Regions from separate parts of the Homo sapiens genome. Here region 2 is linked to region 1. Evidence: read pairs that join two places in POLR2A ChIA-PET (ENCODE). Cell type or tissue: MCF 10A. All regions are shown on one strand.

Region 1 (8,000 bases):
CACACAGAAACAATAAGAGGGAACTCCATACAGGATTGGAAAGTTGACAAAGCTGAAACGTCATGGAATGCCAAATGTTTATCATATAAGGCTACGGCAAATACAACAGCCCCAAAACCTGCATCAATTATTGTTATAGAAATATGAATACCCAGGAATATGTCATGTTTGCCCACCTCCAAGCCTACAGACTAAAGGGAATAATCTTTTATGTTATGCTTAAAAAGACAACATCAAAGAGTTTAAGGCTCAAGATGTGGAGAAGCCATAGCTCACACAAAGAGAAATAAAAACAGTGGGCTGGCAGTCGATACATTTTTCATTACTGTCTTCTTCTTTAAAGAAAAGTAAAATAAACATTTCCTGCAGTTTTGAAAAGCCAAACATGATCCTACAATTCTGGACAGAAACAACATATAAAATTTATCTGAAATAAAAGGCAAAATTGCCCAAATGCATTTGTTCTAAATCCTGGCTGACAGGTATTCACAAGATCTATAATAAAGCCTTTGGTTCCTCATCAAAAATACAAAGAAGTACCCTGGAACAAGATGCACATCTGAGACAATTATAATGGTTTCCCTTCAAATGAAACTACTGTTTCTTTACATATAAAGACTGGGCAGAAGGCTTGTCCTTGATTCAGGAATTGCTACCTTATTTATGGACAGCTTCCCTGTTAGGTAAGAATGGGCACAGCCTCTCTGCCCATTCATAATTCCATTGATATCAAGGTAGAGACTTGTCACATCGTAGGGGCGTTCCTTTCTTGTTGCCACTACTGACTGCTCTGTGGCAGTCCTAACATGAGTCTTGCCCTATATCTCACTGCCTCATAGTGTATTCTTTTTATTTTTTTTGGAGATGGAGCCTCACTCTGTCACCTAGGCTGGAGTGCAATGGTGCAATTTTGGCTCACTGTAACCTCCACCTCCCGGGTTCGAGTGATTCTCCTGCCTCCGCCTCCCGAGTAGCTAGGATTACAGGCATCTGCCACCACCACCAGCTGATTTTTTTTTTTTTTGTATTTTTAGTAGGATGAGGTTTCACCATGTTGGCCAGGGTAGTCAAGTGATCCGCCCGCCTCAGCCTCCCAAAATGCTAGGACTACAGCTCCTGAGTAGCTGGGATTACAGGCGTCTGCCACCATGCCCAGCTGATTTTTTTTTTTTTTTTTGTATTTTTAGTAGAGACAGTTTTCACCATATTGGCTAGGGTAGTCTAGAACTCCTGACCTCAAGTGATCTGCCCCCCTCGGCCTCCAAAATGCTAGGATTACAGGAGTGAGCCACCGCGCCTGGCCATAGCTTATTCTTTAATAGTGTTATGACCCTGTGAATAATTATTTTATCTAACACTGGATTAAATTTGCCTTCTTGTGGGTTAATTGAAGGATGCAAATAATTGATATATGGGTCTGTTATCAAATGAGAACAGGCAGTAAGGAAAATACACTACTAGGTAGAAGTTACTTCTGCCACAAGCTCTTCCCAGGACATTCAGAGGTCGTTCCTCTCTCAGAGATCAGTTAGCTCATCTATAAAATGGAAGGCTAAGATGAATTTTGTCATGCTCTATGAACTGTAAAACTCATTCATCTCCAAACCATTGGACATAATTCATCTGTAAATTGGCAGCTGCTGACATGGATTTTCACTGATTACCTAAATCATCATACGTGGTGTCCCAGATGCTATGGCAAGATCTAGGATTGCATTATTTGGTCCACGAGACATGGAACCTAAGAACATTAATTCATTTCAGAAATAAAGAGTTAAGGAATGTCAGCTTTCTGCAAGGCCTTGTGCTAGGCACTGAGGTTGTACTGAACAAGACAAAAAGGTTATCTGTATCGCAGGAACTCACCACCTGGTGGCGGAAACTGAGGAACTGAATGGAGAAATTAAAATTTTCACTGGTGTGTTGTGGTTAGTTGGTGAAGAGGATCAAAGATGAGAAAGCAGGCAACTTCCTTGGTGGGGAAGGCTGGTAGCACCACATCTGAACCACTGCAATAGTCACCCAATGGAACGTCAAGGAACCAGGCTCAGAGAGTTCACACTAGCATCAAATTAGCACTGGACCTCAGGCCTAGATTGGAAAACCAAAACCAAGATCAAACAAAACACACCAAAAAAAAAAAAAAAAAAAAAAACACCCAAAAAGAAACAAAAAAATCCTAAAATGGTAAATAATAAGTTTGATGAAAACAAAGATACAAATTGCAGCACCAATAGCACATTTCTATATGTTCCCGCCACTTGATATCAAAGCAGCATGTATTATCATGCTGGCAGGAGAATAGAGTGTGCACAGACAAAGGAAAACATTCAGACCAAAGGGGAAGAAAACTTTGTAGGACCAAGTATCAAAGGCTATAGAGTTGGCTGGCTGACTGAAAATTTCCTAATCTAAGTTTTTAAAAGGAAACTTTTGTGGAAGATTTTGGTTTTAATAATGGGATCTTGGTCTTGTTCTTCCCGAAGCAGGCAAAATAAACTTACAATAAAATGGGGATGCTTTAATAGTAATGTGAACAGTGTAATATAAACAGATATATAAAATACACCCTGAAAAATACATATATGAAAACTTATTTCTTTCTTCCAAATGAGGAGAATCAAAACATATAAATAGTTTACGTTAAAAGAATGAACAGTCCTTGCTGGGACATCCTTGAATGGATAGATTCAACATCCTCATAATTGCTCAGGCTCTTGGGGATTAATTTAATTCTTGGTGGTTCGTGGTTGTAGGGAAACTCTAAAGAAAATAAATGAATTTGAGGCTGACTGAGAGTGCAAAGTGGCTGGATTTGTAAGTGAAGACATTTTGCTTAGTGAAATCTTTCGTCAGATACACTGCCAAGGCTCTAACAGCCCTTCAAGAAGAGAGAAGCATGTCCAAACCAGTTTTGCCTGCAGACAGAGGGATGCTAATTGCTTTACTCAGATTCTCTTAAACCTTCTTGCATGCAGAAGCATCAAAATAGCCAAGCTGTATACACCGCCTCTAGGATCCAACGCTCCACCTGCAGAAAGGAATTCAAGTTTCAACTCTGTCTCACTGGCATAGGTTTGCTTTGGTGCCTAATTAGCAACTAAGTTTGATGACAACATAACTGGCTCTAGGGGATTCTTGTTCCTACCAAACAAAACAAAAAACAAATTCCTGAAGCAAGACCTGAAATGTACCATGGGGAATTCAGAATCAGTGATGCAATTCCAAACTGGGGCTGGTCTCCTCTTTATCTCTGCATCAGCAGTTTCCCTGGAGAGCCTGTCTCCCTCAGTGTGGACCAGCTTTGACAAATATTTACTGACAAATGACTATTATTTTAATAATAATCATCATTTGCAATCATTTGCTGACTTACAGCCAACAAACACTGTCATAGATGCTGTCTTACTTGATCGTCACAACTCTGTGAAGCAAGCATGCAGAGCAGGGCTCATTAAGTTATTTAACTGGGTGAAAGTTTGCACTGATGCCAAGTGGTAAAGCTGGGAGCAAACGATCCAGTGTTATCGACTTGCCAGATACATTTTCCTCCAGTCCTTTTGTCATGAAGGAGGCAGACTTGCAACTGTTAGAATGGCACTGGGATGGTTCAGGACCAAGAAAACCAGGAACCCCTCACCAGCCTACCTTGAAATCCCTGGCATGTCCTAGGCTCCCGCTGAAGACCACAGCTGAACTTGACAACATGCAAGCCTCTGTAATACACACATGGTTGCCCTGTGAAATGGAAGTTCCTTGCCACTGAAGATGGTGAAGCAGAACCCTGATAACCACCTACTTGGAAAACTATAAAGGGGACTCTTTTATTGGGTGGGAGGCTTTTCTAAATAGCAGCTGTCTAGAAAACAGTAAAGGGTATTATTGTATTAGGTTTTGATTGTTGGCTAACAATCTCAGTGGCATAAAACAACAAACATTTACTATCTCACAGTTTCTGAGGGCCCAGGCATGACTCTGGCTGGGTCCTCCACTCGGAGTCTTACAGGCTGCAATCAAAGTGTCAGCTGAGTAGCATTCTCATCTGGAGGGTTGGCTGTGGAAGAATCTTTTCCAGGCACATTCAGATTATTGGCGGAATTCATTTCCTTGTGGGTATGTGAGTCAGGATCCTAGCTTTTTGTTGGCTGTCTGCTGGAAGCTGTCCTTAGCTCCTAAAGGTTGCTCACAGCTCCTTGCCTCATGAGCTTCTCTCATATGGTCACTTATTTCCTCAAGCTGTCAAGGAGAGTCTCTCTATCTGCTGAGATGGACTCGTATATCACAACATGTAATCATGGTAAGTTACACCCCAACACCTTTGCCTTCTTCTATTGATTAGAAGCAAGTTACAGATTCACCTGCACTCAAGGAGAGGTATTACACAGAGATGTAAACACCAGGAGGCAGGGGTCATTGGAAGTCACCCTAGAGCCTGTCCTCCACAAGTATCTATGTAGAAAATTTAAGGTCCTATCCAACTTGCTCTTCCAATATCCCAGAATAAATACTACACCTTCCCACCTACTGAAGTCTCATTAAAATCTATGGGACACATATATAGCACATCTTTATGAGATCCTCTGTTAATTGTTCTGAGGGAAGGAGGTGGTATAGCATACTCAGAAAATGGAGGGCTTAGCCCATATGGCAACAGTCATCTTTATGATACATGTTAAGGTACATGTAGGGAGAGAGAGCTGATTGAAAGTCAGAAAACTTGGGTTCTCATCCAGTTCTCCTATAGACTCACTGTGTGATCCTGCACAAGTTATGTCTAAAATATTATAATTTCAAAATTAAGGTAAAGGAAAATCCAAGAGTACTGAGAGATCTCTTTAACCTGGGTGTCCACTCAATCTATGCAGTGTACATGGAACACCGGAAAGAGCCTGGGTGGCCAGGCCTGCAGGGTTATCTCCTTGTCCTCCAGGCTCCCTGCCTTGAAAGTGTATCCTTGTTATATGCTACAGAGGGGGAAGCACCCAGCTAGAGACCAAAAATGTCACTTTAAATTGAGGCAAGTGGGACTGGGCTGAGACCTGGTTGGCTCAGACCAAAAAGGATCAGGACTTTCTAGCAGCTGTTGGGGCAACTACTCCTAGGAGACTCCTCTCTCTCCTAACTGCTGGGACTGAACCCTTTGAGCCCCAGTGCTTGATTTTGCTCTCCAGATAAATGTCTAGGTATGACCACGCTGCTCTCAGTCTTTGCACTCTTGCTGGCTTCACACTTATAGTGGTGTCATCATGTCTTTGGGGATGAACTGCTCAGTTCCTCCTTCTCCATCTTTGCCAACTCCAGTGATTTGGACCAGAATACATTAAAATATGGAACTCTTACCAGGCGCCATCTCCTGGTAGACCATGGCAAACATAGCAGAATGATAGAGAAATCTTGGCATCCCCCCACAGATTAGCTTTATAATTCAGCCTACAGATCTTTGCTACAAATATTACTCAATTTAATAATCCAGAAGTCTATTGAGCACCTGTTGTAATATACACAATACTACAGGATTGAGATTTCACAAAAACTCTATGCAATTTCAATATTTCCAAGTCTCAAAGGACAGTTAATTTGTGAAGCAACAGTCAGCTGGACTCAACAACAATCCAGGGTAAGCACACAATGTAAATGAATTTCTGCAGTGTCCAATAAACTCGGCCCATAATGCTGAGCTTCTTACTATGTAATAGGAAAAATTGACATGTCAGCTCTGAGCATCACTGAATTTTATAGGTAGATGTGGAGACCTCTTGGATTTTCTCAGTGTATAGAAAGTTGTCCCAAAACATAACCTTCTTCCCTATTTCCTAAGTGTGTTTGTTCGTTCGTTGGGGGTGGGTGTGGGGAAGCATTTTTTTTTTTGTTTTTTGAGACGGAGTTTCACTCTGTTGCCCAGGCTGGAGTGCAGTGGTGCAATCTTGGCTCACTGCAACCTCTGCCTCCCAGGTTCAAGCGATTCTCCTGCCTCAGCCTCCGAGTAACTGGGACTACAGTCACGTGCCACCACACCTGGCTAATTTTTTGTACTTTTTTAGTAGAGACGAGGTTTCACCGTGTTAGCCAGGATGGTCTTGATCTCCTGACCTCGTGATCTGCCCGCCTCAGCCTCCCAAAGGGCTGGGATTACAGAGCCACCGCGCCTGGTTGAGCCTTTTTTTTTTTTTTTTAAATAGTGCTTACTCTTTTTTTCAGCCTATAAGTTTTAATAATTAAAAATGAGTTTCCGCATTCTATATTCTTTACAATCAATGTAAAACCTCACTCATGCTTGGAAATTCTAAAGATCTTTTGTTTTGTTTGGTGTGTATGGAAATTACATAAAATGTCCATTTCTATCTTTCACACAGGGACGCCATCAGCCATTATATTTTCACAGAGCTTATTTCATATCTCTTACATTTATACATGATGATTTAGATGATTTATACTTTCAAAAGTTTCTTAATATATCTTTTTTTTTTTTTTAATGAGATGGGGCTTCACTGTGTTGTCCACGCTGGTCTGAAACTCCTGGACTGAAGTGATCCACCTGCCTCAGTCTCTCAAAGTGCTAGGATTATAGATGTGAGCCACCATGCCCAGCCAATGTATCTTTTAATCTTCAAACTATCCCATGTGTCCGGGAGGGCAAGAGTTACTGTTTTACAGAAGTAAAAAAACCCTGAGGCTTCAAGGCACTATTCAGGGTCACATGGTGAGTAAGTAGCCAAGCTGGGGTGAGGACTCAGGTCATTCAACTGCTAAGTGTGAACTTTTTCAAACCCAGTATGTATATTGCCCCAGATAATAGGATTTCAGGTGTCGACGTGGCCAATTTTAGCCACATATACTTGGATTCTTTCATTCCCCCTCTCTGAGCTTCTGATTCCTTATTAGTAACATGCAACTGGTAATATCTGAAGTTTGTACCTCACACAGTGACTCTAAGTATCAAATGAAAAGATGTATGACATTGGGTCTTCAACTGCAAAGTGTTAAACATTTGTATAAGAGTATTATGACTAGGGGTATGGGGCATGCATAGAGGTTTTAGGAGGTGAGTGGGTGACTCCCACTGGACAGAAATGGTTAAGATCGTGTGTAAGTGGAACGAGGCTATGGGAACTGGCCTTGTAGATCATAGTAACTTGATCTGTGAGAAGATTCCCATGAAGGGACAAAGGATAGGCAGGTCATTGAGACAAGGACCATTAGTTCGGTATTCCCGTAAGAGGTGGGAAGGTATGGTGATTAATAGGCGAGGAGAGGCGGTGGAGGGAATATAGCTCTTCTTCTGATGTGATACAAAAATGACAGGAATTAGAGAAGAGTTCCAAAAATGAATGCTAATATAAGATGATTGTGCTTAGAAGAACAGTATCCCATTTGTTTCTCATTCAGCAGCCAAACATAAAATCTCTGATGTGCTGGGCACAATGGGGGGTATAGAGATAAATGAGAGGTGGTCTTTGCCGATAAAAGATCACAATCTAGTAGGAGAAAGAAATACCGACAAAACTATAGATATTTTGAGAAGCATGTAATACTAGAGGCACGAAGTCAGATAATGCTATATACATAACGCATACATATATTCACACTATATATTACATACATAATACCTAAAACACAATATATAATATTGTTTAAATAACAAACGTGACAATCACTATATTTATAGGAGACAGGCCCGAGGTAATGATTGTGTTACATGTGTCATCTCATTGAATCCCTGCAACAACCCAAGGAGATACTAGTTTCCCTAATGACTCTTGATAAACAGACAAGAAAACTGAGGCTCAGGGAGTTCTCTTAACCTGCCCAGGTCACATGACTGGGAAGGATGCAGCTGAGTTTTTTTTTTTTTTTTTTTTTTTTTTGAGACAGAGTTTCGCTCTTGTTGCCAGGCTAGAGTGCAATGGCGTGATCTCTGCTCTCTGAAACCTCCACCTCCCGAGTTCAAGCAATTCTCCTGCCTCAGCCTCCCAAGTAGCTAGGATTACAGGTGCCCGCCA
Region 2 (8,000 bases), 1.1 Mb after region 1:
GGCAAGATCCATCAGGAGACAGGTATCTATTTTGCTCACTATTTACTACCAAGAGCCTTTGGCACTAGAACAGAACCTCGTAAATCTGCAGCCCAAGTTGAAGTTCATCTGGCCCTAGTCCACACGCTATTCCTGGAGGTAGCAAACATGAGCTCAAAGAAGAGAGATGAAATCACATTCTTGCTTTAAAATATATACTTTTTTAAAAAAGACGAAAAGATATTTGTCTCTGGGGGAGGAGGAAATGGCGAACAAGTACCAGGAGATGGGCATTCCCTTACTCTAATGACTGCAGTTGAGTCTTCAGGCCAAAATAGAAACCTGTAGATGGCAACTCTCTCTCCACCTCCCCGCCCCGCCCGCCACCCCAAGCTTATAAATAGAAGTTTCCAGTATCCTATTTGGAAGACTTTCCAATACTAGAGGCCGAAGCATTGGCTAGTTTTAAGGGTTGTTGATAGTGACAGTAAGGCTAGATGCTGTTCATAAAAACTGGGCGACTTGAAGGAGACAGCCAGAAAAAGTGGGAATTCTCCAATTGCCCCTTTCTTCTTTTCAGTTTTGAAGGGTTTTATACCAATGCTTTCTTGAAAAGACTAACTTATTCTGGGTTTGGTGGATAGGGATGGGACTCTAAATGCTTAAGTTGTCGTTTGCTGAGCCCTTGAAGAGTTCCAGTTATTGGTTGAGTAAATGGTAGCCACGGCTAGATGTCAAAACCCTTCCTTCCCTCTATCCCCTACAGGGTAATGACACTCACAACCCACTTTGTTGTGAAAAACTTAAGAGATATAGAGGAGGCGGTGCAGCAGCGCCACCCCTCGGTGGGTGAAACTATTGGCAAAAGTCAATTTTTGAAAAATATTGGGAAGTGAACTTATGAAACATTTTTCCCCCAGAGATTTAAAAAAAATAGGGGAGATAAAACTAACGGATAAAAAGGACTTTGAAGTTTATCAAGTAGGGAAGAAAAATGTTGCTTTCCAACTAGGATGGTGTTATAATAGGCAACGTGGTTCTAAGGTTTTTTTTTTTGGTGGGGGGAGGGTGCCTGGTTGATTTTAAGTAGAAGAGTTCTCCAGGCGGAGGTAGCCCGGCCTTCCCCTTGGATTGACTTCTCAGGGCATCTTAATTCTGCTGCCTGTCTGATACCGAGATAGTGAGGGATGTTTTGGTGTAAAACACCATAGTGGCTGGAAATGCTGTAGTTTTGCCGGCGGTGGCAGGACGTATGTGTAGGGGGTGTGTTGAGGAGGTTTGTGGATGGCGTGGAGCAATGGTAGGCTGGTCTGTAGCCCTCTGTGAATCAACATCGAATGGCGCGTGCCGGTTTCCAGCACTGCGCAACAAGTGGGACCGCCGCTGCCGCCGCGAGCACAGCGAGGGTGCAGCGTGGTGGCAGAACTGGCTGGTTTCTCTTTGCCCCAGTGGAAACCAGGAACGGCCCCTCCCAACCCTCCCGATGTCCACTCCGAGACCCACAACTTCACCAAAAGACCATACCCGACTCCCCACTCCCCCGCTTTGCCAGGCGCAGTGAGCCTGAGTGGGATCCAGCACTCGGCCCCCAGCGCCCCTTTCCTCCGAGAAGATCAGGAGTTTATTCCCGACTTTCTTTGCTGGATGACCAGTGTTTGGCAAGAATCTCTGCCAATACTGTCGAGTGCCATTCTGCCTTTTGAAGACAAGTGCACCTTCTTTCCCTTCCCAGTACATAAAGCTTTTCGGAGGCTGGGGGAGAAATCAACTTATGATACATGAAACCAGCTCCAGATACCGCGTTGTGGTTGCTAGAGGCGGGAGCATCGGGAGGAACGGAATTACATACACTAAATTAAATGTTTTCTAGCTTTGCTTTTAGAGGCAATCACACCCCCAACCCTCGCCCCCACCAGACAGAAAATAAAGAGGGGCGGGTAGGGATCGGTGTGGAAGCTGCGGCCGCGCGGCGATTCTCGGACGGGCTGGCCTGCCACCTAGCGGTGGGCTGAGATCGAGTTCGCGGCCATGGGCGGTGGGCTCGCCGTTCCACCTCCCGGGCGGCGGTACCCTGACCAGATGCTAGGACTGACAGAAGGAGGGCACCCTCCAATGGGGATGGCATACAACCTCCAAAGTTTTGGCAAGAGGGATGAAAATCAGAAAGGCCTCGCTGCTTGCCCATCACTCAGCGATGAGCATCTATTTGCACTAAGAAAAACCACAAATAACCCGCTTCGAACACACCATCTTCCTGTCCCTGTGGCCCCTCTTAGGGGAAGTCGGTAGTGGAAGGATGCCACCTAGGAGCTCAGGGGCTTTGGGACGTACAACTCTGTTTTGCAGTTGAGGAAACAGGCCCGACGAGGAGGCTTGTTAGTGGTGAGTTAGTGACTTAACCAGGACCAGATTTTAAGCTTCTGAATTTCATGTCAGTGACTGAAAGCCAAAGGCGGGTTTATCTCAGCTCCTTAGAAGTATTTATGAGAAAGGAGCGGCTGCCAGAACCATGAGTTTAACCTCTTAGGTCACCTTTGTTGCCAGTGTTCATTGGAAACCGCTCCCCAGCAGTCTTGGAGGATTTTTTTTAAAGAAAATATGGCCTAAGATTTTCGGTAATGACACGAAAAGCCCAGATGGTGCTGAAGGGTGTGGGTCTCGGAGCTCGGGGGTTTGCGTGTTAAGAGGGGGGTTAAGGCCTGGACCAAAGACTTGCAGGGCGAGCCTCGATTCTGAAATCGCTCTCTTCCCCTTCCTAACATCCTCTGCATAGTAGCCTGGCGAGAAACCGGGTGTGTGTGTGTGAGGGGGTGGGGGTCATGTGGATAGGCCAGAATTTGTGCCACAACAGTTCCTCCGTAAAGTTTTCTTTCTCCGAGCTCGTGACTTAAGATGGCAAACGCGCGTCCGCATGCTGGCGGCCCCTAGCGGCAGCAGGCGCGCTCTGCAGGGGGAGACAGCGCCGTCGCCCCCGCCCGGGTCGGCGGGGATCGAGTTCGGCCCCTCCCACTGCGGGAGCCGTCGGAGGCCGCGTCGGAGAAACGCGCCTCTGTTCGGACTGGAAACGAATCTGGGAACGAGTTTGAAGCGCGGTCAAGTTTGACTCATCGCTTTCCAAGGACAGTTAGTGCCTTCCATCTTCATTAACGTGAATAAGGACCTTGGCTGACTTCTTTCCAGATCGGATTTTTAAAGGCATTGTTTGCTTGAGGAGATCATGCTTCTCCCCTCCCCCGCCAGCCTTTTTGCAAAGGCTGAGCCCAGTCCAGCCAGGACGGCCGAGGGATCTCTGCTCCGGGACGCGATTTGCTGGCATTGTCTTCGGGCCCTTCTGGAAGGCTGTCTCGCGCTGAGCGTATGGGGAACGTCCCTTCTGCAACTCCTCTTCAGATCTTGATGATAAAACACATCCCTCTGTTTTATTGCATTTCCTAGAAGCTTGCAGGCTTGCAAGAGCACTGTTGGCAGGAAACGTGATAGAAATGAAAGTCAGGACACAATGTCCCCGAACACCTCGGTTATCCAAAGCGGCTGTCGAGGCCATCGCGTTATCAAATTCGCTTTTATTTACTGTCGTCTCCTGCACCCTCCCGTTCCCCAGCCAAGAGGGCGAAGAGTGTTTTCCCCCAAGAATAAAAACAGCTCCGCGATTTGACCTCACCCCCTGCCGCCGGACCACGGTGGTGTCTGCAGCCGTGCAGCTAGTTGGCTGAAACACTGCTGAGACCGGGAGCCCCACGGCAGGGCCCCTGATGCGGGGTTCACTACGGCAGTTGCAGCCTTATTAAAATTCCTTGTCCTTGTCCCTAAACAGTGCTTTACACTTTCAGATTTCCCTTTGGATTTTTCAGCGGGTTATTGGAGTTATTAGATTACCAATAATCCAACAGCCTCTGTAGCCTCTCTGGCTGGAGAGGAGGGGGGAAGGGCGGAAGGCATTCTCCAAATCGGGAGGCTCTGGCCAAACTAGGTCAATGGGAAGGAGGGGAGGGGCGAGAAAGGGGTTGACGGTTTCAAACCTTGATGGAGGGCTCTCTCTAGCGTTAGGCAGCGGTAAAAACACCATTCGGTTTGAGCTCCCGGAACCACGGGACTCCTAATTTCCAATAAATGCACTTACTTCATTTTAACTTCCCAGATTCTCATCCCTACCCCTTATTAAATCCCAACCGTCTCTTTCACCTTTATCCCACCGGGCGAAGGGGTGAGAAAGCCTCAATGTAGGATTTTGAGGCCAAAGGCTCGTTCTTTGCAGACCGACTCTGACCCTTCCGCTTGCCGCAGAAGGGATGAGCGGCGCAGTGTGACGCCACTGGCTAGTTTTAGGACCAGACTGCGGCCTTTGTGGCTGAGTCTTTCGCTGTCCCCTAGCCCCCGAAAGCGCACCCCGGAGCCTGCTACCGAGACCAATTAGGACATGGCACCCGGGGGTTATAATTCCCGGGAGGGCCACAGGAAGGCGAGGCAACTTTGGAGAGTGCCAGTGCGCGCGCAGGGGTCGGGGCCCCGGCCTTTGCCGAGTCCAAGCTGTGTCTCTACGGTTTCGGGGAAATCGGATTCGGAAATCCTTACGGCTTGGCAGCTCCTGTTCTAAAGACTTTGGGCGGAAACCAAGTGGAGCTGGGTTCCCGTTCTTGCCAACGTAGGCGGAAGGGGCTTTCTGTTTAGTTTTTCTCCAACCTTGCCTGGGGCGCCTATGATGGAGACCCTCAGCCCCTAGGGACTCCATCTTTTGACCTTGAAGTCTCGCTCAAACATTCCCCTAAAAGAACGGGGGTGAGGGAGAATGGAAGGCAAAAAGAGGGAAAAAAGCAAATAAACTTCGGAATCGGACAACTTAAAGTCTCGATATGAGCCTCGGATTGTATTCGAACTCCTGGGTTCTAGACCCAGCTCTGCTACTAACTTGTCTGACCTTCCCCATTTATAAACTGTTGTGGGTGAGAGGTGGGACTAGGTGAACTCTGAGAGCCCTGCACTCGGCGCGGACGAGGGATTTAGGGGAAAGTGTGCTGTATTCCCCGCGAGCCTTCCCCAGCGGCCCCGCCTCCCTGGGTGAATCCCCGGCGGCCAGCGCAGCGCAGGCAGCGATCCTGGCGGCTGCCGGGGCCGGCAGCTTCCTGGAAAGTTACTTCTTGTTGGAGCCGGCAATAGGCAAAGTGTGTTCTGTGAAATCCGCAGAGCCGAGATTGACTACGTTCCGGGAATGAGAGGGCTGTGTCATTCCCCTCATTGCCTGCTGCATTGACGGCGTAACAGGAAAAAAAAAAAAAAAAAAAAAAAGGCATACACACAATGTTAGCTACCGAGGTGCACCAAAAGTTTTATTTGAATGTAACTAAATTAAGGGCCGCCACGGTCATACCACAAAGCCTCCGTCGCGCCTTGCGGGGGGCTTCGAGGTGGATCGCCCAGGGGCGGGCAGTCCCTGGAAGACAGGTACGGAGTGGTCGGGGTGGGGTAGCGAAGTCTGCCTAGGCTTGCCCCGGCGCGCAGGGCTGGTGTTTGTGCTCTTATGTGTGAGCGAGAAAATGGGGCTTTCTGGTGCCAGCCCAGGGGAGGAGGGAGGAAAAGGATGGGGTCTTTTGTATTGGCTTGCTCTCTGGCTCTTAACCTCGCCTCTCCCTCTTCTCTCATTTTCTCTCTCTCTCTCTCTCTCTCTCTCTCTCTCTCTCTCTCTCTCTCTCTGTCGTTTCTGCTGTCTTCTCTCTCTCTTTGCTTTTTTTTTTTTTTGGTTCCTGTTTTCTTCTTCAATGGAAAGCTCTTTTAAAGGATCTGTCTTCTCAAGGAGCCTAGTTGGCTATGCACAAGGAAAGCGCCAAAAGAGCTAAAGGGAGGAAGGGAAGAGAAAACATTTAACTCTCCCATGGTGGTTACTGACCCAGCGTGGGTGCGGGGAGATTGGGATGGGAAGTCCAGGTCTGGGGGCAGCCAGCAGTTGTCAGTTTCTCATTGACAGCCCTGCTCCTTGGAGATTGTTTTTGTGGGTAGTCTTGTGTGTGGCATTGGTGGAATGGCTGAATCTAGGAGACGCGGCGTGTCCAGAACTTGCTGGAAATTGGTTTTGAGATTTTGGGCAAGGCCTCTCACCCGGAGCCTCAGTTCCCTCCCTAATAAAGCAGGGCTGTTATAAGGATAAGATGCAATCTTGAGGGGGTGGGAAAGGACTAAGAGCTCTGTAAAAATACAAACCAAATGCTGGTGGTGCTTCCACACCTGCGGCATTTGGGGTGGGGGTGGTGACAACATTGCCCACACTCAACCCACACACTCAGGAGTTGGGGGGGGCTGGTTCTTAAGACGAGTTGGCTTGCAAAGGAGTGAACTTGAGAAGGACCTGCGCCTCGTGTATGTACATTTGTTTTTGGCCAGGCAGAGGCTTACGGTGAAAAGCCCAAGGCCCAGCTGACAGTGGACACAGGGGAATTTGTTTGTTTGTTTCAATCCGCATCTGGAGTGAGTCATTGCCACTTGTCATGGTGAAATGGCAAATCTGGGCTTCCTGTGGTTCCAGAAGCCTGCGACTGGAAATCCACAAGCGAGCTGGTGGTTGAAGCTGGTTAAAGAACAGCCTAGGTATTCCAGAAGTGTTTGAGGATCCCTTCCATGAAGGAAGAGAGGAAAGTTTTTAAGTAAACCTCCCACTCCCATGTGTCTTCAGCTTTCTTTTGCAAAGGAGAAAATCCTTGAAGTTTGGTAAAGACCGAGTTAGTCTATCTCTCTTTGCCTATCTCGAGTTGGGCTGGGGAGAGGAGGAGATAGGTTCTTTTGTCTTTTTCTGTCTTCTCCCTTCCCCACTTCCTTCCCTCCAGTCCCCACTCACTCACATGCACACACTAACCTTGGAGCCGATGGGATTGAGTGACTGGCACTTGGGACCACAGAGAAATGTCAGAGTGTTTGGTTACAGACTCAAGGAAACCTCTCATTTTAGAGTGCTCATTTGGTAAGACTCAGCAGCCTGGAATGGGGCAAAGTGTTTGTGTGGGGGAAGGAACTTAAAAATGAGATTCACCCACATCAGGGTGCTGTCTTGCATGTTCTACAGCACGTAGGCTGATTTGGAAAGGGGACAGGAATTTGAGCCAGAAGACCTAGGGCCGGGTCACCAACCATGTACATGGCCCAACATGACCTTGTTGGCCTCAGGCCTCTTTACCCAGAAAATAGCTCTAAAAGGTTCTGCTTTTTTTTTTTTAAAGGGGGGAAGACAGTTCAAATATTGTTTTATTTTGCAGCCCACATTTGATCATAAATGAGGGTCTTACACCTGTGCTTTTAATGATTTTGTTTTAGAGAAGCCGGTTTGGAAGGAGGTACATATTTCATTAAATCTCTTCAAGGTTTAGTGCTCCCTGGCCAGTTCTCAGCTAAATCACATAGTTAAGTCTTTTACCAGCAGGGAGAAGCACAAACTTAGAAGCAATGGCATTCTGTCTGGTCTTAGACCCAGTAGGGAAGGGAGAGAACACTTTGAAAAAGAAGACAAAGGTTTTCAAGGAATACGTAGACATGACATCTCAGGCTGTGTTCTGCAGAGTCTATATTCAGTCTTAATGTTTCAGATGGGCAGGAAATACTGCCTAGCTGTTTGTCTTGAGCAAGCCACTTGAACCCCTAAGTCTCAGTTTCATCGCCAGTGAAATAAGGATAAAGATATTGGCCCTATCGTCCTTGCGGAATCATTCTAAGGCTTGAAAGATAATATTTTAGCAGGTTTTGAATGACGTCCAGTGGTTTTAGGCCACGGACGAATCGTTATTGTTAATGTTGACAGAACCATTTTTCTTATTTTTTCTTTCCCATAAACTCTAGTGGCCTTTGGATAGTATAAATTTTTTCTTTGAAGAAGGAAATATATGTATGTATGTATGTATAACTAATTAATGTATGCAATTGTACTCCCAGTACTCTGGATAAAAACATTATTATCTCATAGCTTCGGGTGCCTGTTGTTTCCGTAAGAGCAGAGCTGGAAAATGTTTGTTAGCTTGTGGTAAAACCACACCAGCTGGCAAGCT

The links. ChIA-PET counts read pairs that join two places held together with the same protein. Peaks named below come from ENCODE experiments on the same cell type or tissue, not always from the same donor. Only the 100,000 strongest peaks of a DNase experiment are listed, where the experiment ranks them.
Region 2: POLR2A ChIA-PET joins it to region 1 with 21 read pairs; 5 of 35 experiments call an interaction of 5 or more read pairs at or near these places.

The regions. Positions count from the first base shown.
Region 1 is chr3:188,828,480-188,836,479 of GRCh38, reverse strand. The region is part of intron 9 of LPP (LIM domain containing preferred translocation partner in lipoma); the gene reads right to left. Among named protein-coding and RNA genes, the nearest start is that of TPRG1-AS1, 120 kb to the left of the region's middle. In MCF 10A, no CTCF peak of the experiment used is centred here; a DNase peak (open chromatin) is centred at 3,039.
Region 2 is chr3:187,735,015-187,743,014 of GRCh38, reverse strand. All of the region lies in intron 1 of BCL6 (BCL6 transcription repressor), which reads left to right. Among named protein-coding and RNA genes, the nearest start is that of BCL6-AS1, 4.7 kb to the left of the region's middle. RefSeq lists enhancers at 825-1,324, 1,325-1,826, 3,919-4,898 and a silencer at 3,242-3,417. In MCF 10A, CTCF peaks have their summits at 797, 1,992 (motif pointing left), 2,908 (motif pointing left) and 4,032; DNase peaks (open chromatin) are centred at 764, 3,024, 3,974, 5,034 and 5 weaker places.